Linked DNA regions of Homo sapiens: regions 1, 2, 3 and 5 are each linked to region 4. A link is a contact called in ENCODE Hi-C or POLR2A ChIA-PET data. All regions are on one chromosome and are shown on one strand. Each heading gives the region's core, a stretch centred on a gene start or an enhancer-like site at or near the end of the contact. The rest is flanking DNA. Distances are from core to core; before and after follow the strand shown.

Region 1 (5,660 bases), core at 534-3,033, 1.7 Mb before region 4:
ATCAACTTGTCACCACTGGTACAACCCTACATGATAAGTATTACTATTTCCAGTTTACAGACGAAGAAACTGAGGTTCAAGGAGATTAGACAACCTGTCCAAAGTTACACAGCTAAGGGGTAAAGGGAACTTAACACCCAAGTCTGTGCTCCTTCTTCACTAAATCTTCGACTTCTTAGATGTCAAACTCTGAAAATTTTCTCTTTTTTCCTATAATCTGCCATGCTTCTACCCTTTTCCTACTTCTCTCCTACTGAGGCTGTTCAGGAATATCTCATGATGAACTCCAGCTCTAAATTCATTTGAAAAAATATTTACTGAGTGCTCACATTAATGCTTCATTCGGTGATTTGCAAAGGTTTCTTAGGAGCCCACTGTGTGCTAGATGCTGTGCTGGGTGCTGAGGATTCATCGGTTCACAACATTGACAAAAATGCCCCGCCCACGTGGAGCTAACATTCCAGAGAAGGCAAAAAGACAATAAAGATAGAGATAAGAAATACAGGGATGGCTCAAAGATAATAAATGCTAAAGGAAAGCAGGCTAGGGGAACGGGAAGAGAGAATATTAGGGAAGATGTACACGTGTGTAGGACTGCAATTTTAAATGTTAGGAAAACATAATATTTGAGCAAAGACTTTCTGGGGTATGAGGGTTAGTTTTATGTGTCAACTTGGCTAGGCTATTATTAATTATTATTATTTAATTAAATTATTTAATCAAACACTAATCTAGCTGTTACTGTGAAGGTATTTTGTAGATGCGGTCTGCTTTGAACGGCATTTCTAGCGGCCCTGGCCTTGTATTACACTGGACACTCTACTGATTACCAACTCACTCACTTTTGGGAGACTGTGGGGTTTAGGAACTATGTTGACATACTTTATTTTGAACTGCCTTCACAAAAACTGACAAGCAGGGAGGACCGGTAATATCACCCTTATTTTACAGACAAGAAACTAAGACTCAAAGAGGGAGACTAACCTGTAAGAGATAACAGAATAAATAGCAGAGCTGGGTGTCAGGCCACCATCCTATCCTTCTTGACAATATACTGGAAAGGAATTTGCAATCACTTCTAACTGCTCACCTTCCAGCCACCATTCACTCTTCAACCATTTCAATCTGACACACCCCCTAACTCAGATGTTTTGCTTTTTTAGGGGGGTGAGGTGGGGACTGTAGTTTTCCATGAATTACATACATTAAGGGTGTCTGTCAGTCAAGCGGCGCCTTAAGGAGATGTCTCATTCCCCCAGGCTACTGTCTTCAGAACAAACACATTAACCAAAACCAGTGAAAAGAACATGATAAGAATCCCGGGCCCAAGGATTACAAAGTACACAGCTCAGAACAATCTCTAAAGGAAGCACGCAGGGTAAAATACCCAACAGCCTCCTCTACGTTCCTCTAAATTTCCCACTGAAATCCCTTAAAGAGAAAACATTCACCACTACAATAATATCCAAGATTGTCAGCCTATCCCACAGTCTGGGAGGGATTCCTACAACTCCAAGGACGATGTGACCAAGGACAACAGCCAGCAGGAACCACCTGTGCTGGGCCCCCGCAGCGAGGGGCAAACACCTCTCTCCCGGTTCAGAGAAGCAAGATCTGTGCCCAACAAAAAACTAGACAGCCGTCTCTCTCTGTGGTGCCTGCTGCTTTTTTGTGAAAGAAAAACATAAGCTGTTCCCAATACCTTCCCAAGCAGCCGACAAACGAGGGCTCTTCCGCCTTAAACTTTCCCCATACCGGGCGGAGCCCCAAGCCACAGGAAACCTCCAGCAGGAAGTCGGGCTGCCAGGGCGGTGGCGGGCGCGGTGCATCCTGGGAGTTGTAGTCCGTTCTCGGAGGCGCAGGCGCAGTGGTGAAGGCGGGGAGCTGGGGGCAGCACCGCAGAGGATTGTACTTTTTCCTGAATGATACAGTCCTCCTTCCACATCCTTGGGGAATTGGTTCCAGGACCTGTGCTGATACCAAATCCGGAATGCTCAAGTCCCTGATATAAAATGGCGTAATATTTGCATATCGCCTACGCACATCCTCCGTGTACTTTAAATCTTCTCTGGATTATTTCTAATACCTAATGCAATGTAAATAATTGTTATACTGTGTTGTTTAGGGAATAATGGTAAGGAAAAGTCTGTACGTGTTCAGTACAGATGCAATTTATTAAAGGATATTTTCGATTCCTGGTTGATTGAATCCATCGGTGGGGAACACTGTGGATACCGAGGGCCAAATGTATGAGGGTGTCGAAAAAAAGTCAGGGGGTGCCGTTAGGAGACCTCGTTTCACAGAGGGAGGGTGATCTGATGAATGTCGGCCGCACAGGAAGACTTGGCTTGGAAACGGGTGTCGGCCTCCGTCCAGTCTCAGATCTGAAATGGACTGAGATAGCCCCCAAGTGGACAGAGTGGGGTGAAGAATAACCCACACGATCTACAAACGGGACTGTGGAACTGTGACAAAACGTCGTAGAATCAAGGAAGGCGAGCCGACGCAGACTCAGAGAAAGAACAAACCTCAGAGTCATCTACCTTATAAATAGAACTTTTTAAAAAATTTTTGGCTTCTTCAAAAACTATCCCCCCAAAAAAAACAACAACAAAAAGCACCAACGCATATTATATATTAGGACTTGTAGGCAAATGAACGTATGGCACAGTCTGGACTCATATACATCAAAATGTTAAAATTAGTCTTCTTTGGATGAGAGTGTTGCATTTTATAAAACTTATGTGTATTTTCCTCATTGTTTACAAAGATGAAATAATTTTTTGGTTTGAAATAAGTATAAAGAAAAACACATAGAGCAATTTTTAAACACCTTGGTATCTACGACAAAGTTTTATCATATTTACTTCAGATCCTTCCTCTCTTCCTTCCTTCCTTCCTCCCTGTTTCTTTCTAGAAAAGAAAAGAAAACCAAAAAAATTATGGCCGTGCACGATTGCTCATACCTGTAATCCCAGCACTTTGGGAGGCCGAGCCGGGCGGATCACAAGGTCAAGAGTTCAAGACCATCCTGGCCAACATGGTGAAACCCCGTCTCTACTAAAAATACAAAAATTACCTGGGCGTGGTGGCACGCACCTGTAGTCCCAGCTACTCGGGAGAATAAGGCAGAAGAATCGCTTAAGCCTGAGAGGCAGAGGTTGCAGTGAGCTGAAACTGTGCCACTGCACACCAGCCTGGGTGACAGAGTGAGACTCTGTCTAAAAAAAAAAAAAAAAAAAAGAAAATTGAATTTGACTAATGACTAATGAAATGGGTTGTGTGGAAGACCTGGGTGACCAAATAAAATGCATAACTGTGCAAGTCAAATGCCTGCCACCCAATCTTCATTCTTGTGGAATTTTGAAGTTGGCCAGATAGCCAGTCTCAAAAAATCTCCATCCCCAAAAAACACACATGCAAAAAACAAAAACTTTACAAGTAGTGTCCCTTATGTAGCCCTTTGTCCTCTGCAGGGAAATGCATACATACATACATAGATTCTGCAGAGTATTTATGTATATGTCTCTGTGTTTTTGTTTTTTGAGACAGGGTCTCACTCTGTCTCTCAGAACTGGAGTGCAATAGCACTCATGGCTCATTGCAGCCTCAACCTCCCCGGGTTAAGGTGATCCTCCCATCTCAGTCTCCCTAATAGCTGGGACTACAGGCACACACCACCATGCCTGGCTAATTTTTTGTAGTTTTGTAGAGATGGGGTTTCACCATGTTGCCCAGGCTGGTCTCCAACTTCTGGGCTCAAGCAATCTGCCTGCCTCAGCTTCCCAAATTGATGGGATTACAGGCATGAGTCACCATGACCAGCTCAACAAATTTTTTAAATCAAAATCATATCAAGTATCTTATCAGACTACAATGGAGTCAAACTAGAAATCAATAAAAAGAGAAACTTCAGAAACTGTACAGATACAGGGAGCTCGAACAGCCTGCTTCAGAACAACCATTAAGAAAAAAATTCAAAAATTTCTTGAAAGAAATGAAAATATAAACAACATACAAAAACCTGTGGGATACAGCAAAAGCAATGCTAAGAGGGAAGTTTATAGCAATAAATGCCTGCATCAAAAAAATAGAAAAGTATGTCAAATATACAACTTAATGATGCACCTCAAGGAACTAGAACAGCAAGAATAAATCACACCCAAAATTAGAAGAAGGAAAGAAATAATACATATCAGAGCAGAACTAGGAGGTTGAAGATTATACGGTATATATAAAGTCTTGATAAATTTTGACAAGAAGGCCTTTTTTCTTTACATCAAATAGCAGGATCTCACAAGAGAGAAAGCCTGCTACTTAAATAGAACATAGTTAAATTAGTTATTGGGACTGTGCTTTCACCTAATTAATCAGCTCCTTTTAGGGGAGGGGAGGAGTGGATTCTAGTGAGACAACCACCTGGGAATTTAAATCTACAATCAAGGAATATATAGTTGGAGCCAAAAGATGAGGTTCTTAATCAGAGAACTTAGATAAAACCCAGGAAATTCAGAGAAGGGAAAGCTGGAATTTTCTAAAAGTTAGGTATAAACAACCAAATATGGAGTCCAGCATAAAACATCTTTTTTTGTGATTTTTATTTCTTCAATTACTTAAGATTTGGCTGTTAGTAGTATTTATATTATTGATACTATATTTATACTATTATTTGGTTATTTGGATTTATTGGAGTATTATATTGATTAAGATAATAATACTACATAATAATATAATAAATAACAAATAATACTACATAAAAGATAACAAAGAAATAAAACAGTAACAGTCAATTCTCAATTATCTGTACTAAGGGAGGGGAAGGCCGAGTACAAATCATTAAGAATTATTAATCCCTCTAGTTGGGTGAAAGTTATGGCCCTTGCTTTTAGTGGCAATGGCACCTGAATCCTGACCCAGCTGTCAGCCAGGCATCCGAACTGCTGAGATAGCTTCCATCACAAATAAAATATCTAGTGAAACGCCAGGTGTGGTGGCTCACGCCTCTAATCCCAGCACTTTGGGAAGCCAAGGTGGGGGGGCGGTGAATCACGAGGTCTGGAGTCTGGAGTTCAAGACCAGCCTGGCTAATATGGTGAAACCCCGTCACTACTAAAATTACAAAAATTAGCCGTGTGTAGTGGCATGCACCTGTAGTCCCAGCTACTTGGGAGGCTGAGGCAGGAGAATCACTTGAACCCGGGAGGCAGAGGTTGCAGTGAGCCAAGATTGTGCCACTGCACACTCCAGCCTGGGAGATAGAGTGAGACTCCATCTCAAAAAAAAAAAAAATCTATATCTATATATATAGTGAAAAAGAAACTTAAAACAGTTCTGTTTTGACTATATCAACAGCAAAGTTTAAGTCTAATATAAATATTACTACTATAGCCAGGCATGGTGGCTCATGTCTGTAATCCCAGCACTTTGGGAGGCTGAGGCAGGCTGCTTGAGGCCAGGAATTCGAGACCAGCCTGGCCAACATGACGAAACTCCATCTCTACTAAAAATACAAAAATTAGCCAAGGATGGTGGCGCAGGCCTGTAATCCCAGCTTCTTAGAAGGCCGAGGCCCAAGAATTGCTTGAACCTGGGAGGTGGAGGTTGCAGTGAGCGGACATCATGCCACTGCACTCCAGCCTGGGTGAGAGAGCAAGACTCTG
Region 2 (5,785 bases), core at 2,853-5,352, 1.4 Mb before region 4:
TAAAATTTGTTTATTGTATAGGGAAAAAAGACTGGAAGGAAATATAACAAAATGTTAATAGTATTTAATCTCTGGAAGAGCTTCATTTTTCCTATTTCCCAAATTTTCTCCAGTAAGTATGTATGACTCTTAAAATATGAAAAACAAATACAGCTTTTCTGTGGCAAGTGGTTTTTAGATATTAGACAGCTTTCAGAATTTTATTTAAACTTGAAGACCAGCAAATAATTCATAAAGAGAATCAGCCCAGGCACCTATATGGAACCACCAGTTTTGAGATTTTATTTTATTGTTTTTACTTTTTTTTTTCTAGAGATGGGGTCTTGCTCTGTTGCCCAGGCTGGTCTTGAACTCCTGGCCTCAAGCAACAAGCTATTTGCCTCCAGATGATCACATCCTTCTAAGGCAGGCAGCACAGGGGAGCAGGGCCCTTACTCACCTCCACTTAAGTTTTTGTCCAAGGGTGACACCCTCCAAGCCAGCCACACTTCAAGGAGTCTCCAATATTTCACCCGCCCCTCTTGATTCCTCAAAGGTCATAAGTGAATCAATACTGTGTTGTTTCTAACACAGTCAAGAACATGAAAGTGGGCTGGGTGCAGTGGCTCACGCCTGTAATCCTAGCACTTTGGGGAGGCCAAGGAGGGCAAATCGCTTGAGCCCAGGAGTTCGAGACAACTGGGCAATATGGCAAAACCGCTTCACTACGAAAAAAATACAAAAATTAGCTGGGCATAGTGATGTGCGCCTGTAGTCTAAGCTACTGGAGAGGCTGAAGTGGGAGGATCAACTGAGCCCAGGGAGGTGGAGAGGCTGCAACGAGCCATGATCATGCCTGTACTCCAACCTGGGCGACAGAGTGAGACCTTATCTGGGAAAAAAGAAAAAAAAAAGAAAGTGAAAATGTCATGATGTAGAAAATGAACATAACTCAGATTATGTGATAGTTTTCTCTTCTTGCCATTATATACAACCCAAGGCTTGCCACAAACTGAAATTTCTTATGCATTGACATTCAGCATTTGATGTAAAATGACAATCTTAGAGTCGCTGCCACAAACCCTGGTAAAACTGCCCCTGCCTTCTCCAGTTCACTAAGTTCAGCTACTCCTTCAGGGCTTGTGCTCCTTTAAAACTTTTCAGAAGCCCCTTGAAGTACCAACATGTTGAAACTCAAACTCAACTGCCTGCAGCTTCAGATCAGCTCTGGCCACTGAGAATTCTTCTCCAGGCCCCAGTGTCAAAGGCACTTTTGACCATCATGTGTTTGTCTGACTACCAAGTTGGACTGCCAACCTTCACTAAAAACTCCGGCACCTTTATCTACCTCCTGTCAGATCACCGCCTGTCAGAGAGGGAGGCCTAAAAAGGCTTCAGGATATCAACAGCTTTGAGCTGCCTTAGAGGAACTTCTTTTCTATTTTGTAGTACAGGAGCCTCATGCACTGCATCATCCAAACAAGACTCTCCACAAAACATTACTAATGGATTCTAATTGAACAGAGTTTGGTTACAAGAGACAGTAAACACAAATGGGCACCTGTTTTAAATGGCAAACTTACACAATAAATTCAATTGATCTTAAAAACTAAACATTCCTCTAAGGTTACTGACTATAAATATCTAGAAATTACTACTCCTATAGTCTTGCTATTTCCAGACAAGTGAAACTGGAAGGGAGAGAGGAGAAATACCCAGTTATAATGACAAGACAACCTTATCTTTTCTCAAAAGCCTCCCCAAACACACAACCATTTTCCACAAAACAGTTACATCAAAAAAGATGTAGCAAGACCTAGACATTAAGCATGCTAGAAAGTAGGGACAGTTTTACCAGTGTTTGTGGCAGCAACTCTGAGATAGTCATTTTACATCAAATGCTAAATGTCAATGCATAAGAAATTTCAGTTTGTGGTAAGCCCTGGGTTATATATAATGGCAACAAGAGAAAACTATCACATAATCTGAATTACGTTCATTTTTCTGCATACACCATGCATGCTGGTACACTTTCAGTTAGCCTAAACTTCACCCAAAAGTAGAGGTGGCTATGAAAACTCTACCTGCATGGTATAAATAGATACCTAACCCTACATGCATGGGTCACTTGTATCTACCTCCTAAATACCAAAAACTTAGAAGCCCAGATTTCTTTTCAGTCAGGCTGCCTGCGATAACAATAAAAATACTGCCAAAATAGGAACAACAGAGACAGGAAGGAAATATGCCAAAATGCTTATAATTGTGGGGAAGGGTAATTTTTTGTTTTGTTTTGTTTTTTACAGAGTCCTGCTCTGTTGCCCAGTCTGGAGTGCAGTGGCGGGATCTCAGCTCATCACAACTTCTGCCTCCTGAGTTCAAGCGATTCTCCTGGCTCAGCCTCTCGAGTAGCTGGGACTAGAGATGCATGCCACCACGCCTGGCTAATTATTTGTATTTTTAGTAGAGATAGGGTTTCTCCATGTTGGTCAGGCTGGTCTCGAACTCCTGACCTCAAATGATCTGCCCGCCTCGGTCTCCCAAAGTGCTGGGATTACAGTGAGCCACCACGCCTGTCTGGGTAATTTTTTTTTAAGTATTCTGTTTACAGTAAATTCAGAAAACAGAAGTCTTTAATATGTCTGTTTTAAAGGGGAGAGGTATAAGGTGTGCGGCTAACAAGTTTATTTTTCTAGTCGCAGAATTTGGACTCGTGAAAGATTTTAGTCTAATGCAGTTTGTTCACAAATATAAGGAGGGGGGCCTCAGACTAGGGAGGTGTTTTCCGAGTTGAGTCAGAACAAGAAAGTAAGTCTCCCAAGACCTGGTCCTTTTCCACTATATCACACTGCACTGTCTGGCTCCAATCTGATGGCGAGCAATGGTTCCTTAAAAAGCTCCATCTTCTCAAGCCTACCCAGCACAGACCTACAACTCAAACTTTAAGTTTTAGCCAGCCTAACCTTCCACGTCCACTTGAAAAAAGAAAAAAAAGAAAGAAACAATCAACCGGAAGCCTTTGATTTTTTTGCTAGCAAGAAGCCAATAATTGTTTTCTTTGGGACAATCACAGGTTAAGTTGTGAAATGGGTGGCAGAAACTGCAAGATTTAACCAGTTTCTCTCAACGCTAATCAAAGGTCAAGAAAATAAAAGACAGGGCAGTGAGAGTCGCGGGACTTTAGACACTCCTGCACCAAGAAGCTTAAAAGTCTTAGCCAGGGCACTAGAGAACGCTTTTAGAATGGTCACTCTTAATTATGCTCCATAACCTTGAAATTGGACTGAGTGGGGAAGGGGTTTCCACACTCTCACAACGCACCGACTGGGGGAACGCCTGTCCCCAGACTCGAATCCACGTGTCCATTCAAGTCATCTACCGCCACTCTCCGTCTACGCTGCCAGGTGACAGACATCATCTTTGCTTCTCAATTTCAAAAAATGCCAGCACTCCTTAGATCAATGACTCCACGGCCAAGTGCAAGGGCCACGGGCACTCCTCTGGAGTCACCGAGAGAATGTCTGCCTCTGGCAGCGGCCTCTGAGCTGCCTGTGGGCCTCGTGCCGCCGCGCTGCGTGGGGCCGGCATCTCAGCGGGCGCGAGTGCAGTCTCGCCCCACGCGCGGTCCGAACGCCCGCGAGCCCGGCCTCTGGGCAGGCGGGGGCCGCGGACGAGGGCAACGTCAGCGGCCCAGCTGGGCCACCTCCTCCCAGCCGAAGCGCGGCCTCCGGCTGCTTCGCCGGGCCGGTCCCCGCCGCCGCACACACAAGGGTCGGTCCCGCGCGCATCCCCGGCCGCGCACCAGCCCCGCGCCCGCGCCGCCCGCGACTCAGACACAGGAAGCTGCGGCAGCACGGGCACCCCGGAGGCCTCCGGCTGCCGAGGGAAGCGGGGCCGCGGGCAGGAGGCCGGAAAGGCGGCGCGGCCCCACGAGCCTGGGGTGGCTCACGCGCCTCCGCGGCGGCCGCTGCTCCGGGCTCGGCCCTGAAGGGCAACGTCAGCCGGCGCCTCGGCCGGGGCCCGGGCACCGCCGCGGGAGCAGGCGCGGCTCCGCACGGCGGGCGCACTCACCTCCTCCGTGGACCGGCCGCTCCGCCGCCGGCTGTCACTGCAGCCCACTCCCTGCCCCGCGCCGGCTCTGGATGCTATTTAAGGCGCCGCTGGCGCCGCCGCCTCGGCCCGCTGGTTGCGCCCCCGCCACCGCCGCGGCTGAGCCAGGATGCTGCTGGTGCGCTCGCCGCGCCGGCCCCGCCCTCCCGCGGCCCCGCCCCGCCCGCAGGCCCCGCCCCCGGCAGGCCCCGCCCCGCCGAGCGCCCGGCCGCCCTCCTGTCTGGGCGCGCGTGGCTGGCGGGTGGCCGGCGGTCGAGAGGCTGCGGCGGGCGAACGCCGCTGGAGTCGCCCAGACTGCCTCGGATTTCATAATGAATCTGAGGAAGGACAAAGGGTACATTGGACCGCCTCAGCTCAGAGGCCCCGCGGACCCTGGGCCCCGCGATGCCCGAGGGGCGGGCGGCGCCCTCCGGATCCTGCACCCTCAGCCCGTGCCCCGCTGGCCTCCTGGCAGGCCGGGCAGAATTCTGCTGCGAGGGCCCTGGAGGCAAGGGCCTTCCTCTCCGTTTTTCCTTGACACTGACGGGCGCGGCCCCACAGGGTTTCCCCCACGCTCCCTGGCCGGAAGACCTTTTCTGTCTGGTGTCTGCAGAGCCTGACGTGGGCAGCGCCCGCAGCTCGCGCCGGTGCAGGGGAGCTGAGGGCCGACTGCGCGCTGCACCACGGCGGCCACCTGCTGTGCGGTTCTGAGGGCTTCCGCGGTTCTGAGGGCTTCCGCGTCCCTGCCATGCCCATCTTGGGGCTTCAGAAGCCAACACGATGGTTTTCGGGCTCACATCCCAAAGGCTGCTCTTCCTTTTAGCACCTGGGACCTACCAGGAACCTCAACCTCTAACAACATTGGTCCCCGTTACCGTGGAGTTTGCGCCCAGCGTTCGCTGGAGGGCCGTTTGAAGAATGATTGTTGTCGTAAAGGCCTTTGATAATAATAGATACTGTTTACCCAGTGCTTGATGCCAGGCATTGCTACAAACACTGCGTACACATTATTCTATTTAATCTTCATAACCCAGTGAGGTAGGTACTGTCATTACTGTCCTTTCACAGAAGAGGAAGCTGGGGCACAGAGGTTAAATGCTAGTGAGAGCAGTACCACACTTGGCACTCAGGCTGCCCCCAGAGTGTGGGCACAACCAACGCAGGGCTATGCCTGGGCTGCAGGCAGGGGAAACTGACCGTGGTTCGCTCCAGGCCTCAGCCACACTGCAGTTCACTCCCACAAATAACTGAAGGACTTTCCCTGGGTGTCTCCCACAGTGTGCTGGGCGCAGTGGTGCAGTGGGGTGAGGACAACGCACACACCAGCAACCTCTCTAGCAGCTCAGTCCTTTTAGATCTCCATCTTCCAGATCTAGAAAAAATGGACTCCACGTTCGTTTTCACTGGTTCCCGCTTGGCTAATCCCTGGTTTTTCTGTCCAGATCTCGCCTCCCCATCCGTGATTTTGTCATCTTTGCCTCTCCTTTTTCCTCTTCTCCAACCGGTCCCTCAGCCCCAGAACCTCTGCAGGCACCTCCCAAGTTCTGTGGTCTATTGTTTTCAAGGGCTGCTGGAACGAAGTACCACACACTAAGTGGCTTCAACAACCGAAATGTATGGTCTGTCCTGGTTCTGGAGACTAGAAGTACAAAATCACGGCGTGGGAGGGCTGGCTGCTTCCGAGGCCCATGAAAGAGCATGTGTGCCCGGCCACTCT
Region 3 (6,025 bases), core at 1,118-3,617, 1.7 Mb before region 4:
CAGGATTTTTTAGGTTTCTACTTTTGCCCCTTCTCCCACTAAAAGAAGAATAAAGGAAAGTTGGGGAAATCAGAGAATCCTGAATCTGCGTGCGTGGTGAAGTTAAACAGAGTCACCCTCTGGGCCTGGTAGGGATAACTGCATCTGCCTAGCATCAAGACTATCCACCGCCTGGTCTAACCCCAGACCCCGTTGTGCACCTGCCCTTAAGCACCAAAAACTGAACTGCTCAAAGAGAACCTGCAGTCGATATGAAAACTAGTAAATGACTGCAGGCTTGACAGCAGTCTCGGTGATGCCTGAAAATCCACAACAGGAAATCTAACTATCCTCCATACCTCCTGGCCATTCATCAAAAGCAGACCGAGTCACAGCCATAAGGAGGCCGGTGGCTGAAGACGAATGCCAGCACCACTTTTCCTCATTTAGAACAACTGAGTTTTTTCCTTCCATAACCAAGGACAAGGAGCAACCGGAGGGAGGAGGTTGAAGAGGGAGGGGGCGGGCAATATGTCCCCAAGTTTCAGACAGTAGCGGGTCAGAAACGAGCGAAAGCCACCTCGCTCTTCTGAGCTACCTCGGCCGCCAGTCCCCGGGATCACATCCGCAGCCGAGCGCCAAGGGTCCGGCCTACACAGACTGACCCGGGCGTTTCACCTGGTGCCCGACCACGGCTCTGGCGCCCTGCCCAGGCTGCCCGCCTCCTTCCCCTCCCCCGCTTCTTAGGGAACAAGGAGGAGAGGGTGGCAAACGCACCCAGACCGGGGGCCAAGGGGAGACGCCGGCGCGTGCTGGGAGGGGCATGAGTTACACCCGCGACCCTTGGAACTTGGAACGGCTTCCCCAGCCCCGGCGGACGCCGGCCCCCAGGCCGTGCCACTGGGAGCAGGCGGGCGCCGCGATTGGCCGCGGCCGGCTTCACTCGGTGGGCGAGCCCTACCGGCGAGGCGGAAAGGAAGTGGCGGCCGCCGCGGCTTTGCACCAACCATGTTCGGCCAGCGGGCGAATGTCACCCGGCGCCCGGAGCCGGGTCGGAGGGCACGGGGCGGGCACTCGCGTCCCCACCCCGCCGCGGCCCGCGCCCCGGGACCCCGAGGGGACGCCGGCCCCCACTGCGCCGCTCGGTCCCCGGAGGCTCCCCGCCCCCACCTCGCCCGCTCCGTAGCCGAGGCGGGTCAGGCCCAGCGCGCGAGGCCGGCCGGGGGCGCCTGCGGGGACCCGGGGGCGCACGGCGCTAGGCCGCGGCCCGGGCGGCTGACCCCTCGGCACGGTGCCTTCCTGGGACGCGCCGCCCGAGCCCCTGGCGCGCTGGGACAAGTGCAATGACAAAGCCCCAGGGCCCGACCGGGCGCTGGCCGGCGGGAAGGAGGACGCGGCGTCCCTTCTGAGCGGCGGCGGCGGCGGCCCAGCCCCCAGGAAGCAGGGCGCGTCGGCCAGGCCCGGCGCCCGGCCCGGCTCCGAGCCCGCCCTCCCGCCCCGGCCGCTGGCACCCGACGCCCGCGACCCGACCCCGAGCCCGGCAGGCAGGCGAGCCCCTGGACCGCCGCGGGGCGCCCCAGCAAGTTTCCTCTGGCCGTGGCTGGAGGCGCTCCTCCCGGCCGGGGAGCGGTGCCTGCTTATTTACGCTGGAGGCAGCCTGGAGAGGCGCCGCCGCGGGCACCGAGAAGGACCCGCTCCCCTCCTTCGGATCCGGTGGCGGCGGTGGCTGCACACACACACACGCGCGCACACACAAACACGCACATACACACAATTTTGTTTTAAATGAGGCCCGACTCCAGCTGACCTGCACCCCCACACACAACACCTGGGGCGCAGAAGCACACACAGCAGGTCTGTGTCCATGGAGCCACCTCTCCGCATCTGCAAATCCAAAAGTGAAATTAAACCTCCACCAACCTCCTCCTCCTCCTCCCTCTCTACCTCCTCCTCCTCCTCCTCCTCGCAGCCTCAGCAGCCCCAGTAGCAGCAGCAACAGCAGCAGAACCTGCTTCCCCTAAAATCAGATGATCCATAATTGCGCCGACTGTTCCTCCAAAAATCAGTATTAATATTTATGAACCCCGGCATTTTCCGTCTGCAAAACATCGTGTCAAGGCATCAGGACACGCATACACACACGGCCCCCCACAGTCCCCAGAAACATGCCCTCGAGAGAAACACACACAGTCACAACTATTATTTGAAAAATGTTACCTCTCAGTGTGCTTTTTTCACGCTACCAATACAATTCCGCAAGGTATAAGTGTTGCTAGGGTATGTGAAATGGAAATGAAAGCCCGTCAGTTGAATAATCGCAGGAGCAAAACTAAAAGTTACTCCCCGGCTTGCCTGAGAACAGTCCAGATCGAAAGCAAAACAAGGAGAGGAAACTGCGAAGAGCCGCGGCTGGAAATCCCCCCACCCCCCGCCCTCCTCCGGCCGCGCTCCCTCCCTCGCCTCCCCTCTCCGCCCTCCTCCCTCCGCCCTTCCTCCCCAGTGTTTGTTTCAAGCTTGTGCAACCGGGAGGTGGAGGCGGAGGGAGGGCGCGAGCGGCCCGGCCGGGAGGTGCGGAAGTTCGCCGCAGCAGCTCATTGGCGGGCAGCGCCGCTTTCATCATTTCTCGGAAAAGTCAATTTCATTTTCGCTTCCCCAGGTCGCGGCGGCGGGAGCAACAAGCAGCGGCTCGTGAGTCCGCGGCTCGCACCCAGGGGCGCCCGCACGTGCGGCTAGAACGTCCGAGTCGGGGTCCGGGGCGGGGGGCGCAGGCCCGCGGCGGTAGGGGAGGAGAGCGGGCACCCGAGTCTCCATCCTCAGGGTGGCCTGAAGGTTCCAGGAGGGCGTCCGGCGAAGGCACGGGGCTGCGACCATCCAGTTAGCAGGGCTGGTGTGACTGTTGAGAGTAAATGAAAATTCGTTTTGTGACACCGACCACCTCCAAGGAATGAAAGGAGCAGTCAGCCGAAACGACAGCATTACTTGCGTCCTTACCTAATTGGAACCTTATCCGTGGCTGAGGGTGCCACCATTGGAGGGGCCGCCGCCCCCTCTGACACCACCTGGCGCTCCGCTCCATTTAGGAGCTAGAACGAAAAGGAGGCCCATCCCCCAGTAAGTCACAGCCCACGCCAAGATGAGTTCTGGAGCCTGTGCGACCGAAGTTTCTTCACCGCAGGGCGAGGTGGACAAGGGTGTGAGTTACTTTGACTTCAAGACGTCTCAGTGGCGGCTGGTTCTGGAGAGAGGCTTTATGCTGGAGCACTTCCAGCAAAGTTCGGCTGGGGCCTCCTTAACTCACTGGCTGGTCACCCTTGGCCTCGGTTTTCAACCAAAGCCTAAGGCCTCAGTTTTCAACGCTGTAAATGGAAATAAATGAGAGAAGAAAGTACAGCCCGTGTGACAAGTGCAGCAAGCAATGCAACTTCCTTGGGACCTACCCTTTGTGGTCCCTTGCTTTAAAAGTATAGATTCACATTTAGTTAGACCTGTTTCTTCCTCGCATGCAATTTCACCAGTCTTTTCCCAGACTTCTGTACTCAACAGAGGAAGTTCCTTCCTGGGAGACCATAGCTGTTTGTATGTAAAGAGTTGCGAAAAAACAAAAGCAAAACAAAAAACTCCAACACCTCTCTGTCACAGAAGTATTGAATTATATAGACTGGAAAAATGGAAGTATCCAAGAAAACGCGTGTGGTAAGAAAATGGCTAAGGTGCAGGATTCTGTTTTGTGGCTCTGGTCTCAGAAATAGACCTCACATACACATTATTCCTTATCCCCTCTATTATAATACTCACTTTTTTTTTTTTTTAAGAGACAGGGTAGGCCGGGTGCAGTGGCTCATGCCTGTAATCCCAGCATTTTGGGAGGCCAAGGCAGGAGGATCACCTGAGGTCGGGAGTTTGTGACCAGCCTGACCAACATGGAGAAACTCCATCTCTACTAAAAATACAAAATTAGCCAGGTTTGGTGGCGCATGCCTCTAATCCCAGCTACTTGGGAGGCTGAGGCAGGAGAATTGCTTGAACCCAGGAGGCGCAGGTTGTGGTGAGCCGAGATTGTGCCATTGCACTCCAGCCTGGGCAACAAGAGCGAAACTCTGTCTCAAAAAAAAAAAAAAAAAAAAAAGAGAGGGTCTTGCTCTGTCACTCAGGTTGTGCTATCATAGCTTACTGTAACCTTGAACTCCTGGCCTTAAGCGATCCTCCTGCTTCAACCTCCCAAGTAGCTGGGACTACAGGCCTGTGACAGTGCCTGGCCCAGGCACTGACTTTCTTATGTCATATAGCAATGACCACTAAGGGAAAGTCTATACAAACTATAGAATAGTTGTCATTCTTTACCCAACCCGGGACACAAGTTAAAAACCTAGTATTCATTTTTTTTTTCCTGTACCAAAACAATCATCTTCCTTTATTTTTCCTGGAGCGGGAAGAGGAGAGTGGAGAAGAAGGGAAGAATGCAAAGTGTCACTTTGAACTTCTCGTTCACCACACACGTGGGAGTCCACTCATGTCAGCAGCCTCCGTGCACAGGCCCCAGGTGAAAGAAAGAATGAGGTCTAGTTGGACCAGCTAACACTGCCTGCCTTGTGTTTACGAAAGGCAGCTGCCTCTGTGGTGTGATTTCAGGGGAGCCAGACAGGGCCGGGGCCACGAACCTGCATCCTGCATCCTAAGCACCTATTGCCATGCGTGAGGCTAACTGGAAACTCACTTGCTGGGTGCAGATAGCTTCCAAACTATTGTGATGCTCATGCTTGACTTCCCAAGGAACGTGTTTCAGGAAAGGCCATTGCCCTCATTATGGTCTTTGATAAGCAGGAAGAAGTTTGTTGTTCCTTTTTTTTCTTAATGCCCTACTTCGTGCAACATACATCCAATCAGTCATATCCTATTGACGCTACCCCTAAATATCTCTGGGCCTGGCCCGTGCTCAGGGCACTGCCTTCATTCAGTTACTGCACTTGCCTGCTGCCTGTGCTCCTGGTCTCCTGCTTGGACTCCCCCAGGCCAGCAGCCACACTACTGCCAAAATCCAGTCGAAAATTAACTTCAGGTAAAGCACAATTCCAAACCTAACACTGCCCCCCTCAAAAGCCTCTCTGTAGCCTTCAGAATAAAGACCATATTATTTGACAAGACACATAAAGTCCATTGTAATCTGGCACCAAACGACCTTTCCAGCCTCATCTCCTGCCATTGTGTCCCACAAGCCCTACATCCCTCCCTTGCCAAACCAGCCTCCGCTCCTTTTTGTCAAACAACAGAGCTGTCCTCTTGTTCATTGTTTTATCTTTAGCATGGTGCCCAGCACACAGGCACTGAAATACTTGTGAATTAATAATTACTTGCTCTTTTCATCAGGCTCTCATAAAATATTTTAGACTTGATCAGAGCCTTGTTTTATATTTTAATAGCTTTTTAATATAAATGTAATTAATGTTTCTTGTACAGAATTTGGAAGATGCAAGAATGGTGAGAGAAGAACATAAGCCACCTGACATCTCACTAGTCAGGAATAGACCTGTGGATATTTTTATGTATTTCCTTCTAGTGATCTTTCTAAGGGACCGTTTCCAATCCGCATCTCCTCTGTCTGTGTGTAGGATTTAAGAATGCTGACTGTGCAGGCTGCTCTCCACGATGCCCATGTGACAGCCTGCTGTCCTATTCTAGTTCTTGGCCGGTTCCTCGTCTGCTGCCAGCCCCCTAAATTATGGTGTTTCCAGGCATTCTATCCTCAACCCTCTTATTTTCTCATTCTACATGCTTTATCTTTGGGTGTTCTCCTCCACGCCCAGGGCTTCAGATATCACTATTTGCTGATGACTCCAAAATCTGTAACTTCTGAGCTCTGACCACATTAACTCCTACACATGTCTCAGGTGCAACAAATTATACATGTCCCAAGTCAGAGAGAACATCTTTTCCACAGCCTTGCACTGTTCACTTCATTGATTAGCTGGGAAACTGGGAGGACTCACAGACTGCCCCCTTTCCTGAGTCCTGGGGCCTCCCTGAAGCATGGGTGTTGCTTGCAATTTTC
Region 4 (5,430 bases), core at 247-2,746:
AGGGGAGGGGTTGTATGTTACCCGCCTGGTTTTATCCACAGAGGTTAGCAGAGACTGATACAGACAAACCCTTTTTCTTTCTAATTTTAGATTCAAGAGCACATGTGCAGGTTTGTTAAATTTGCCTGACGCTGAGGTTTGAGTTTCTATTGATCCCCTCACCTGAATAGGGAACACAGTACCCAATACACAGTTTTTCAACCATTACTCCCCTTCCTTCCTCCCCCTATTTTAGAATCCCCAGTATGTAGACAAATTGTTTACTTTTATAGCTGTAATTAACCTTATTATAGCTCAGCCTCAACCCTTTAGAGAGGAGGAAACTAAAGCCCATGAGACTTGCTTAAAGATACTAAGTGAACATATTTATTTTTTAAAGTGTTAAAGTGATTAAACAATGTAGACGTGAATGAAATAAAAAGCGTAAGTTCCCCATCTTCATTCCCACTCCATAGAGCTGATCAGTATTTTTACTTGCAGACATTAGTGGAGCCGTAGAGAAAGAAACCTTTTCTCCAAAAGAAGGCATTACTTTACACACTCCGTTCTGCAACTTGTTTTGTTCACTTGCTATTTCACGTCAGCCCATGCAGATGACTTAAAACAAATTCAAATGGAGAAAAGCCTTAGGCATGTTTTTCTCTGCACTAAAGAGGCCCTGCAGGTGGCTGTGGCCAACTTATGCAGTGGCTTCGAGTGAACGAACGTAATTAGTAATTAAGCAAAGCGGGCATCCAGGACATTCAGTTTCATCTTCCTGGCACTTTAGTGTTTAGGAAGGGCCTGGCCTCTCGGGGAGCGACACTCCTCGCCCGGCCACTTTGTAAGAAGCATCGAGCGTGGAAAAGGGGCTGGGGTCAGCACTGGGGCCCTCTGCCGGGAAGAGAGACTGGCGGCCAGCACACGCGTCTCCCCAGGCTGAAATGGGGCACCCTCTCGCGGCCCTTCCCTCCCTTCCCGGGCTGGGTGGCAGGTCTTGGCTCTTCTGCGAGTACCCCGCGGCTGCGGTCTCCCGGCACCCGCTGAGCAGCCTCGCCCGCCTTCCTCTCCCACCCGCCCCTGCGTGCTCTCCGGGGCTCCGGCTTCCTCGGTCTGGTGCCTGGTGCGTATTTTGGAAAATACCTGGCTCATAACCACCTCATTGAGCTCCCAGTGTCCCAGTGGGCCAGCGGACACACACGGGTAGCTGACTTCCCTAACGTGTCCCCAAAGCCTCCCTGGATTACAGCGCCCGCTGCTCCATGTGACCCCGCGGGAGCCAGGACGCGCCCCGCCTCCCGGGGCTGCAAGTTGCGCAGGGAGCGAGCGATGCGCAGCAGAGCTGGGCTCCGAGCCGGATGCGCCTTCCTTTCCTCTCCAGAGCAGGCTGCCCGCCCGCGGAATCCCGCACGTAGAGCAACCTCGCAGCACCCTCAGAACAGCCCCGCTGGGGCGCGCCGGGCTGCCGCGGTGACCTTTCCGACGCCCCTGACCCCGCATCCGGAGGCGGCCGGAAGTGTCGCCGGCCTCCTCCCGGCGCAGCCTCCGGGCCTCCAGTGCAATCACTACGCCCTGGGGCCCGGAAACCGTTTTCCGGTCTTTCGCTTTCGGCTGGGGCGTGGAGGCCGCGGTGCTGCGTAGGCCGGGCCGGGCGCAGGAACAGCCCCGTGGCGCCCTCTCTGGCCGCCGCCCGGGCGGGAAACGTCGTTCCGGGGACCGGGCGACCCCGCAGCGGGGAGCGCGCCAGGTCCGCGCGGGGAAGTGGGCGGTGTGCGGCCGGCACCGCCTCGCACCACGCCCCCGCGGGCCCGCACTTTCCCGGAGTGCACCCCGCGGCCGCCAGCCGGGGCGATGGCGGGGCTCTGGCTGGGGCTCGTGTGGCAGAAGCTGCTGCTGTGGGGCGCGGCGAGTGCCCTTTCCCTGGCCGGCGCCAGTCTGGTCCTGAGCCTGCTGCAGAGGGTGGCGAGCTACGCGCGGAAATGGCAGCAGATGCGGCCCATCCCCACGGTGGCCCGCGCCTACCCACTGGTGGGCCACGCGCTGCTGATGAAGCCGGACGGGCGAGGTAAGGGCCGGCGCTCCTCCTGGAGCGCAACGGGGTCCGCAGCCCCGTTCCCACCCTCCGATCAGCCAGGAACCCGCTGCTTGTGGCGCTGGCCGCAGGAGAGAGGAGCCTGTCACCCTGTGGAGAATGCACTCCCAGTTCTAGTCGTTGCCCCTTGGCACCCGCCGACACTGCTAGTGCCCCATCCCAAAGTGAGCATTTTCTTTGTGTGTAGCACAGGATGCGGTATTTCCAAACCCCTGCCCTCGGTCTTTTCCCACCTCACCGCTGCTCAGCTCTCAAAGCCCTGCCGTTTCCTCCTGCCTTGGCTTGGGAAGCCTTAGGAACAGAAGCTCCCTGGGAGCACAGAGCGGTTTTAAACTGGCCAACACCTTAACGCCCAGAGCCGCCCTCCTCTCGCTGCCACTTTGGAAAATAAGAGACTAGAGATTCACTGGACGCTTCCTCCCGGCATCACAAGACTTGACTGCTGCTTCAGTTCCCGCTTGACCTTCATACTTTAGCCCTTTAAAGGATGTTACATAATAACAATTAAGAGACGGCAGGGCCTTCAGGCAGACTTCTTTGGAGGGTGTCAAACGCCTTGTTTATTAAAGAGTGAATTTTTTAATTAAAATCATGTTTTAAAACAGAGATGGACATTTTATTGATGGAAAAAAATCACGTTAAGTTAGAAAGCTCTCAAAAGTACCTGGTATTTACAACTCCCTGTCAGGGAGGGCGAACTCGATCTCAGAGTTTTATTTTCATCAGGGATTACGTTGAGGTACCCAGAAATGAGAAGATTTGCCCAAAATGGCATATTTTAAAATTGGCCCAGACCAGAACCCAGTTTCCTCTGGGATTATTTGTTAGTAATCGTTTTACAGGCTGAGCATTAACTAACTCCAAAGCTTGAAGGACTTTTTCTCATTTTCACTTGTTTTCTCTAATAAAAATAATGCTGTAATTTCAACTTCACAAGATGAGGCCTCATGGAAGAGTGTTTACCAAAATATTAAAAATACTTTGACAGAAAAAAATCAAGCGAACTCTTTGCCAACCAAATATCATCATGACTGATGTAACAAGTAATCCAACACAGATATGAAAATCACACTGGTAAAAATCATCTCAGTTAATTCTAAAAGCAGAGCTAACCACCCCTTTTGTCCTAAGGCTTTATGGTATTAAAAAATAAACTGTACAAAAATATAGATTTTCCCCTATCCCCTACCCCTGGAAAGTAATATACTGAAGTCTCATCATACTGTTTTGGGGATTCCAGTAATTAAAATCTCTAGTGAATAAAGACCTGTTTCAAAACAACCTGTGAGCTGACTGGACTATTTAAAGTAATTCTCCTTGTAGTCACTTTCAGAGTGAAGACAATGACGAATACTGTCTTTTACAAAGGGACTTTTTATTCCACCAACAAATTCTGGATTTTGGCATCAGGAAAACCACTGTTCAATTTCCAACACTATATCCAAGTTGTTTGAGAAATTATTTAAAACTCTTTAACTTAGAGGGTTTTCTTTCTCCTTTACTTGTTAAAGTGACTATATTACAGAGTCACTTTAAGGATTAAATTTATTGCATGCAAAGTTTCTAGATCACTGTCTAGAAGTCAGTTAGAGTAAGTTCTTTAGTTGTCAATCAAGCATTTAGTAAGGCCCTGCTTTGTGCCCAGTGTTGACCTCAACAAAGTTGGGGATATCAGAATATTCTAAGATACAGTCGTTGTTCCCAAGAATCTTGTCTTTCACATACAAGAGGTGTTGCGTTTCATTTTGCGGCTAATGTCCAAACGCTGGCCTCAGCCATTTCACCTTGAAGATTGCAGTTGGCTTCCAACTGGCCTCTAAACTCTAATCTAGCATTTTCCAGTCCATTGTGACAAAGTCTGCCTTCCCCAGCTACTCCCAGCTGTTGGACCTGCTGCCTTAGAACCACAGATTGAGACCTCCCTGTCCCCTCTGTCAGACCAGACCAGGGCAGGCAGTATATTTGCATGACGCAGGATGATTGACACTGGTGATTTCACCCAGCTCCCTTCATAGCAATTTTGACAACTGCTTCATCTGAGAGACATTTGGAAGCAGCATAGTTTATGGTGAAGTTCTGGAGTCTCGCTCGGTACAAGCCAGTTTCCACCATTTACTAGCTCTGTGATACTGGGCAGTCGTTAGAAAGAATGCCCGTTCTGGGACATCAAAACCTAATAATTATTATTCTCTAATAGCTAACATGCATTATGTGTGTTTATTTGCTGTGGCAAATACTATGTTGAAAAAAACTTTAGACTTACAGAAAAGTTGCAGTATTACAGGCAGTTCACACATGCTCTCTACCTGGCTTCCTCTAACAGTAACATATTACAGAATTAGTATATTCATCAAAATGAGAAAACAAACCTTTGTCCAATACTGGTCACAACTTTCTCATCTTGATTGAATTTCAAATTTGATGTTTTTCCCCAGAATTTTTTCAGCAGATCATTGAGTACACAGAGGAATACCGCCACATGCCGCTGCTGAAGCTCTGGGTCGGGCCAGTGCCCATGGTGGCCCTTTATAATGCAGAAAATGTGGAGGTGGGTACATGTGAATATGATCAGTATTGTACTGTGTATCTGACAGTGTGAGAATCTCACCAGAATCAATATAACGTGTCCTTATATTTCAGCCATTTCAGCACAAAAAACATTCCACTAAGTATTTTAGACTATATAGGTGCAATTTAATGCTTTCCAGGTATAGCCCGAATCCTGGGAGATTAACATTCTCCAGATATAAGTGCACAACTGCTATCAGGTCCCTTTATATTTATTCTTTTTTTGAAAGGATATCGTTTTTTAGAAACACAAATAAATTATTCCGCAAGGCAAGCACTTGTTATCCACCAGACGCTATTTTAAGACTTCAAAAATATATGACTAATAAAATATGTTTCCCTCAAGTTGCTCAGGGTCTCATATCAATGATAAACTTAGTCCAAATTTAAAAGACAATGCAAATTTGATATTTATGGGATAAATATTACAAACCCATGCTGTTGAAATTAGTCCTCCAAAAAGCTGTAGTCTTTTTACTTGTTGAAAGGTCTGGGGAAATCATCTTGTAGTATGGTGAGAAAAGGATTTGGGTCAGGAAACAAAGATGGGGTAAACAGAGCTTCTCTTCATCGACCAAAATTAAAGACTGAATTTCCTAGGAAGTAGTGCCAGGACATGTCTTTCTAATTATGGTGAAAATGTTGGAGTTTCTCTTGCTTCTCCAGAATCCTGGCTCAGAGAAGAGAGCAAGAAGGGCAGACAGGATTTCTGCCGCTGTTGGCCTAGTGTTAATAGAAGTTGGTGTGGTGGATGCAGATGGAGATCTGTCCAGAGTAGGGGACTTGAGCAA
Region 5 (5,208 bases), core at 2,146-4,645, 1.5 Mb before region 4:
TTTATTACCTGTCAGAGAGGACAAAGTCTCAAAAGCAGTCACGTTTCCAGATTTAGCAAATGAAACAGAAAGAACATCTGTTTCACAATAGTTTGGACAAGAAAAGACTTCAGTTGTGATGTACCAGAGGTTTTATCAAAATCTTTTCCCATCTGGTCTCTGAATTCATTTGAGTACGTATAAGAATTATCAAACTGGCGATTGTAACTGGGCCTGGTGAAGTCAATCTTTTAATATTTGTTATGTAATTAAGGTAAAAATATGAGAACAGGAATGTAAAATCAAATACAGAATACATTGAAATAAGTTCCATTGTACTATACAAACAAACCATCCTTTCCTTTCCTCTGGCAAGGGCCACGTGACCAGGAAGACAGTACAGAGCACTCTCCACTATTCAAAGCCTCTGAGTTTATGACACAAGTTAGAAAGAAGGGCACTTAGTATGTGCAAACGATCTGTCTTCCCTGTGCCAGGTGAAGTCCTAAGATGGTGTTTTTGGAAGGACAAAAGGAGAAAATGGGAAAGCCTTCACAGATCTAAATGATTTGTATGATATAAGTGTAAAATGGAGGATCTCGGATGCCTTTTTATAAAAATTACAGATGACTTTAAAGCCTCAGCACTCCCACCAAGGATGACTACTTTGCAGAATCAGATTCAAGTTTAAAACCGCTTGAAGAAATCCTGCTGTCAGGAAGACTGAAACTGCCAAAACTCAGATTCAGTAGCATTTATTCATTTGATATTTGCACCATAACAATTTACTGAACACCAACTGTGTGCAGAGTACTATACTAGACCCTGAGTGTATCAAGCAGTGGAAGAGACAAACCCTATCTCTATTCAGGGCTTATACCGATGCTCACTGGTATTCAAAAGTGGCTCAACAAGGCAGATGCCAGACCGTGTCCAATACATATCAGGTAGCTTGATTTCATTATTGTAATGCAAAGAAGCTCTACAGGCAACATGTGAAGGTAAGAACAAAACATGCAGAGAAAGAATATTATATAAATCTAAGAATTCTCCCATCTTTGTTTAGGCCCAAACACCAGTGCTTCTTATCTTTGGGGCAGAGCTTAAAGATCTAATAGTAGGCACCAGAAGCAATGTAATATATCATTCATCAAAATAAAGACTGCTTTGTAGGGGGATGAAGCAGTAGGAGATTGTGTTAAACGAGGTTTGAAAACAAAACAGTAAAGAAGCATTATAATTGCCTATATCAGATGCCAGTCTCTTCAAATGGCAAGAGGCAAGGCCTTTATTCAGGATAGCAAAAGCAAATCTGATTTAACTAGGTACAATGTCTAATGTCTCTTACTTTGAACAGGTTTTATTGCCATACTCCAATAAACTGTTCATCCATTCACTAAAATAATTTTCACTTTCAAAAACCTTCTTTTGCAAAAAGGCAAAGCAAAACCAAAGTCCAAGCATCGGGCTGTGATAGAGATGATTTAAGCTTTATATTTCATTTTTAGAGATTATGTAACCACAGCACGCACATTCACAGTGGCTGAGCCCATTTTGATACAGTCTGGTCTAACCACCTTGCCTGGCCCTCTTTCAGCTATCTTGCAGGTTTACATCGTTTCAGTGACTCCGTATGTCACCTCTACCATTTCTTTTCTAATTATTATTTGCTGAATAATCCTAAACCAGGTCTACTTTTTCTAGATAGGGCATAAAAGTAAAAATACAATGGATGGGCATTCACTGTGTTATGCCAGGCCCCGCATTTGGGGCAAGACACTAAGGATACCAAGATAAACCAAGTCCGTCCCTCCTGGAGTTTGCTTGCAAATCTAGCAGGGAAGATAGTAAACAAGCAACTGCAAAGGATATGACACATCTCTCTTAGGGAATGCTGGCTGCAGAAAGAACACAGCATAGGAAGATTTAACCTTAAACTGTTTAATGAAAACAGAAATTTAAGTAGCAGCTCTTCTAATCAAATGTGATGGCGGGAGAAAGGGAGTGCAGAGGTGTTGCAGGCAGACACTAGGTATGAAGGTCAGCATTGCCGTGCAGAAATCGAACCGGTGCTAAAGATAAGGAGGGGTGGGGGCACTCAGGACCCAACACACGCAGGGGTTTGTTAGCCATATTAAGTGCTGGGTTTAACCTAAGGGCAAAGGACGAGCTTTCTAGACTTTCATTTCATAAAGATCCCTCTGCCTGTGCTGTAAAAAGTGGACTGCAAAGGAGCAGGCGGGTCTGGAAGTGGAGAGACCAGGGAAGAGGCTGCTGTGGTCAGACGGCTGAAATCAGAGATAGAGAGACGCGGACAGATCTGGCAGACATTTACAAGGTCGACAAGGCTTGGCGACTAAGCAGGAAAAGAAGTGGGTGGGCGAGAGGGGGCTGCGAACGATGTTTTCCGGTTTCCTGCTTGGGTGCCACTTACTGAGAATGGGGGAAGAGGCAGGTGCAGGGCACACCCACCGAAAACCAGAGCGCCGAGTGTGAGCAGGGCTCGCTAACTCCTCACGGCCTGGGATTTCAAGGCGACGCCAACCAGCTGTGGCCACGGATACACAGCCACAGGTATGAGCTGCGAGCACTCACGAAACTCTGCAGGGCCGAAAAGGAATTGGAGTTTAAACCCTGCAACTATCTCTCTGGAAGAGCTAAACCACATTGTCAACCCGGGATAATCCAGGCCCCAGGCATGGAAGGCAGCAGAGACGGAAGCCTCGTCCAAAATTGGAAGGATCAGCCCCCAGGGCGAGTATCTCACAGTCAGCACCCGGCCGCCCCAGCCCTCGCAGCACCGCTTCCCGGGGCCACTCCTCCGCCGGCGGTAGCGCCGTCCGTTTCCCAGCTTGCCGCTGCCTTCCGCCGCCTGACCCGGCCTTCCGGCACTCGGCCGGCCGCCAGGTCTCCCGCCCTCGGAGCTCGGTGCCCCGTGCCCGACCTCCCGGCCCCGGGCTCGGTTCCCCTGGCCAGGCCTCCCGCTGCCTGGCCTCCCCGGCCCGGCCTCGCGCTGCCCGGCCTCCCCGGTCCCAGCCCAGCCTCCCGCCCCCGGGCCAGGTCTCCCCTCCGATGACCTGAGGCCTTTCCTTAGGTTACCCCCAGGTCCCTCTCCCTAAATCAAAAGCCTTAACCCGCTGCCTGGCTTCCCCGGCCCCGGCCCAGGCTCCCGCCTCCGGGCCAAGTCTCTCGCTCCGCGGGCTTCACTGCTCGCCCCCGCCCGGGCGAGGTGGCAAAACAAACACTCCGCCTTCCAGACCGGGCAGGTACCCGGGCGGGCGCAGGGCCTGGGAGAACGCAGGGAGCGGGGGCAGGGCTGACGGCCCGGAGCGAGGGCGGCAGTCACCGCACAGCCTCCTCATACCTTCTACAACCGCCTCACAATAGCACCCATCCGCTAGGAGCCGCGTCTGCACTGCTTCCGCGGCCCGCCGCCGGGAGATGTGCTCCAGCGCCAGCCCCGCCTCCCGCCCGCCCCTGTCGGCCCCTCGCGCCGCCTCCGCTGCGGCCCGTCCCCTAGCTCCCGCCCGCCCGAGAACCCAGCCCCAGGCTGGGCCCCAGGAGGCGCCCGCCCACCGCAGCGCGCCCCGCCCCCGCGCCCCGCGTCCTCACGCCCTGGTCCCGCCCTCGCGTCCCGCGCCAGTCCTCCCGCTTTGGTCCCGCCCTGAGGCTCGGCCCGGCTCCCCCGCCCCGGATTTGAAATCTAGGTCTTCCTGAGAGTCCGCGGGCTTCCGCTCCCAGCGCGGGATTCTGGAGGGAAATTGAGGGAGACTTGGAAACCGCGCCAGGCCCAACGGGTACCTAGAAGGGAGACAAAGCCAGGCCTGCTGCCCAGTTTGAGCTCTGGGAAGAAGAGGAGCAGGCCGGGACGCCCACCGGTAATTTCTGTCTCCTCTGCGATGACCTGAGGCCTTTCTTTGGGTTACCCTCAGGTCTCTCTCCCTAAATCAAAAGCCTTAACCTCCTGTCATCAGGGTGCCAGGCTAGAAATAACCAGGTCCACGCATGCTGTGTTTTCCACCATGTCAGGCTGCTGTGGACGCTCTTTCGATCACAAAAGCCACGAGCTGCGTGGAGTTCCCAAGGAGGCAGTTCTCAGCACTTGCTGGTCACTGGGTAGTCAGAGCCTGACACACAGGCTCAAGCCGCTCACGCATCATAGTAGTGTACTTAATCCACATATAAATGTTACAAGTTAAGCATCCCACAACAAAGTAGCATTTAACATCATGAGGAAAAAGAGATGGGGCAAAGAGATTAACGAACCAATCCAGAGGGAGTGAAGAAGAGGAAAAGAAGCCTGGTTTGGGCCGAGAGGTCCTTCTGCAAAGACGGCGTCAATTAAGCCGGCTGTTGGGAGCTGCCGAAGGCCCCATCTTTTATAGTCACAGAGTCCTGTGGTGAGAACTGGTAATGGAAGAGAGTGCTTGTTTGTGTCCTTACCTGGCTGGATGCGGACTATTTTTTTATTTGTTTATTAAAGTATAGTATGCTTGTTGGCAAATGCCTTATGAAATGTAAAAATGGGGTCTTCTCCTAAGATGGAGTTATTAATGGTTACGTCAATGGTGTGCTATATACACTGCCCTACCGATCCCCTTCCTATTTTGGGTCGTGAACTCATTTCAGACCCTGAAGCAAACTGTGAATCATTTTCGCAGAAGAATTCACCAACACATGTGAGCACGACATTCTGCATCAGATTTCAAAAAGTTCTTGACATTCAGAAGTCAGATTCAGGGACCCCATGGCAGAGCCTGTTTCTAACACTTGCGCCTATTCGACTATAGGGACTATATTCTGCACAGAAATATACTTAGTTTTATATATGGTTACCCCTTGCTGAGTTTATTGCATGCTTTTACATTTTCATAATACATTTGTTTGTTTCAGCCTTTCAACAATCCCTCGGGATAGGAATTCCAATTTAAAGAGGATAAGGTTTAAAGAGGTTAAGGCCGAGTTTAAAGAGGTTAAGTCCCGGCGCGGTGGCTCATGCCTGTAATCCCAGGACTTTGGGAGGCCGAGGCAGGTGGATCACGAGGTCAGGAGTTCGAGACCAGCCTGGTCAAGATGGTGAAACCCTGTCTTTACTAAAAATACAAAAAAAATTAGCCGGGTGCAGTGGTGGGCACCTGTAATCCCAGCTACTTGAGAGGCTGAGGCAGGAGAATCGCTTGAACCCGGGAGGCAGAGGTTGCAGTGAGCTGAGATTGCGCCACTGCACTC

What was found. Hi-C counts contacts between places; a loop is a spot of excess contacts on that map. ChIA-PET counts read pairs that join two places held with the same protein, here RNA polymerase II (POLR2A). Pooled maps may share reads with other maps.
Region 1: a loop to region 4 is called in a map of CD4-positive, alpha-beta T cell, with 15 times the contacts of the local background. The contact joins the promoter of LINC02427 here to the promoter of FLJ38576 in region 4. A Hi-C loop is called at or near these places in 5 of 168 maps with a recorded cell type or tissue (B cell, CD4-positive, alpha-beta T cell, CD4-positive, alpha-beta memory T cell and 2 more) and 11 of 50 pooled maps.
Region 2: a map of ascending aorta shows a loop between it and region 4 (14-fold over the local background). The contact joins the promoter of ACSL1 here to the promoter of FLJ38576 in region 4. A Hi-C loop is called at or near these places in 3 of 168 maps with a recorded cell type or tissue (CD8-positive, alpha-beta T cell, ascending aorta and endothelial cell of umbilical vein), 2 of 37 single-sample maps with no recorded cell type and 12 of 50 pooled maps.
Region 3: a map of CD8-positive, alpha-beta T cell shows a loop between it and region 4 (7-fold over the local background). The contact joins the promoter of IRF2 here to the promoter of FLJ38576 in region 4. A Hi-C loop is called at or near these places in 2 of 168 maps with a recorded cell type or tissue (CD8-positive, alpha-beta T cell and naive thymus-derived CD4-positive, alpha-beta T cell) and 11 of 50 pooled maps. POLR2A ChIA-PET finds 5 or more read pairs at or near these places in 1 of 52 experiments (activated B cell).
Region 5: a loop to region 4 is called in a map of gastrocnemius medialis, with 7 times the contacts of the local background. The contact joins the promoter of CASP3 here to the promoter of FLJ38576 in region 4. A Hi-C loop is called at or near these places in 5 of 168 maps with a recorded cell type or tissue (CD8-positive, alpha-beta T cell, OCI-LY7, ascending aorta and 2 more) and 17 of 50 pooled maps.

The regions. Positions count from the first base shown.
Region 1 is chr4:184,535,800-184,541,459 of GRCh38, forward strand. LINC02427 (long intergenic non-protein coding RNA 2427) reads right to left here and starts at 1,784. Exons shown (of 3, transcript NR_147158.1): 1 at 1,703-1,784. RefSeq lists enhancers at 1,515-1,724, 1,795-2,124.
Region 2 is chr4:184,821,866-184,827,650 of GRCh38, forward strand. It overlaps ACSL1 (acyl-CoA synthetase long chain family member 1), which reads right to left and starts at 4,103. Exons shown (of 21, transcript NM_001995.5): 1 at 4,051-4,103. It overlaps LOC105377587 (a long non-coding RNA gene), which reads left to right and starts at 4,306. Exons shown (of 3, transcript XR_939564.4): 1 at 4,306-5,106. RefSeq lists enhancers at 3,352-3,421, 4,672-5,175, 4,782-4,831, 5,002-5,281 and a silencer at 3,592-4,551.
Region 3 is chr4:184,472,183-184,478,207 of GRCh38, forward strand. IRF2 (interferon regulatory factor 2) reads right to left here and starts at 2,368. Exons shown (of 9, transcript NM_002199.4): 1 at 2,197-2,368. IRF2-DT (IRF2 divergent transcript) reads left to right here and starts at 2,620. Exons shown (of 1, transcript NR_186573.1): 1 at 2,620-5,122. RefSeq lists silencers at 627-696, 757-1,446, 1,527-1,576, 2,387-2,506 and enhancers at 2,537-2,726, 3,077-3,406.
Region 4 is chr4:186,189,994-186,195,423 of GRCh38, forward strand. FLJ38576 (a long non-coding RNA gene) reads right to left here and starts at 1,497. Exons shown (of 1, transcript NR_046264.1): 1 at 1-1,497. CYP4V2 (cytochrome P450 family 4 subfamily V member 2) reads left to right here and starts at 1,574. Exons shown (of 11, transcript NM_207352.4): 1 at 1,574-2,044; 2 at 4,507-4,619. The coding sequence starts at 1,831. RefSeq lists a silencer at 1,371-1,900.
Region 5 is chr4:184,646,052-184,651,259 of GRCh38, forward strand. CASP3 (caspase 3) reads right to left here and starts at 3,396. Exons shown (of 8, transcript NM_004346.4): 1 at 3,344-3,396; 2 at 2,414-2,580. PRIMPOL (primase and DNA directed polymerase) reads left to right here and starts at 3,687. Exons shown (of 14, transcript NM_152683.4): 1 at 3,687-3,857. RefSeq lists silencers at 2,904-3,113, 3,124-3,703.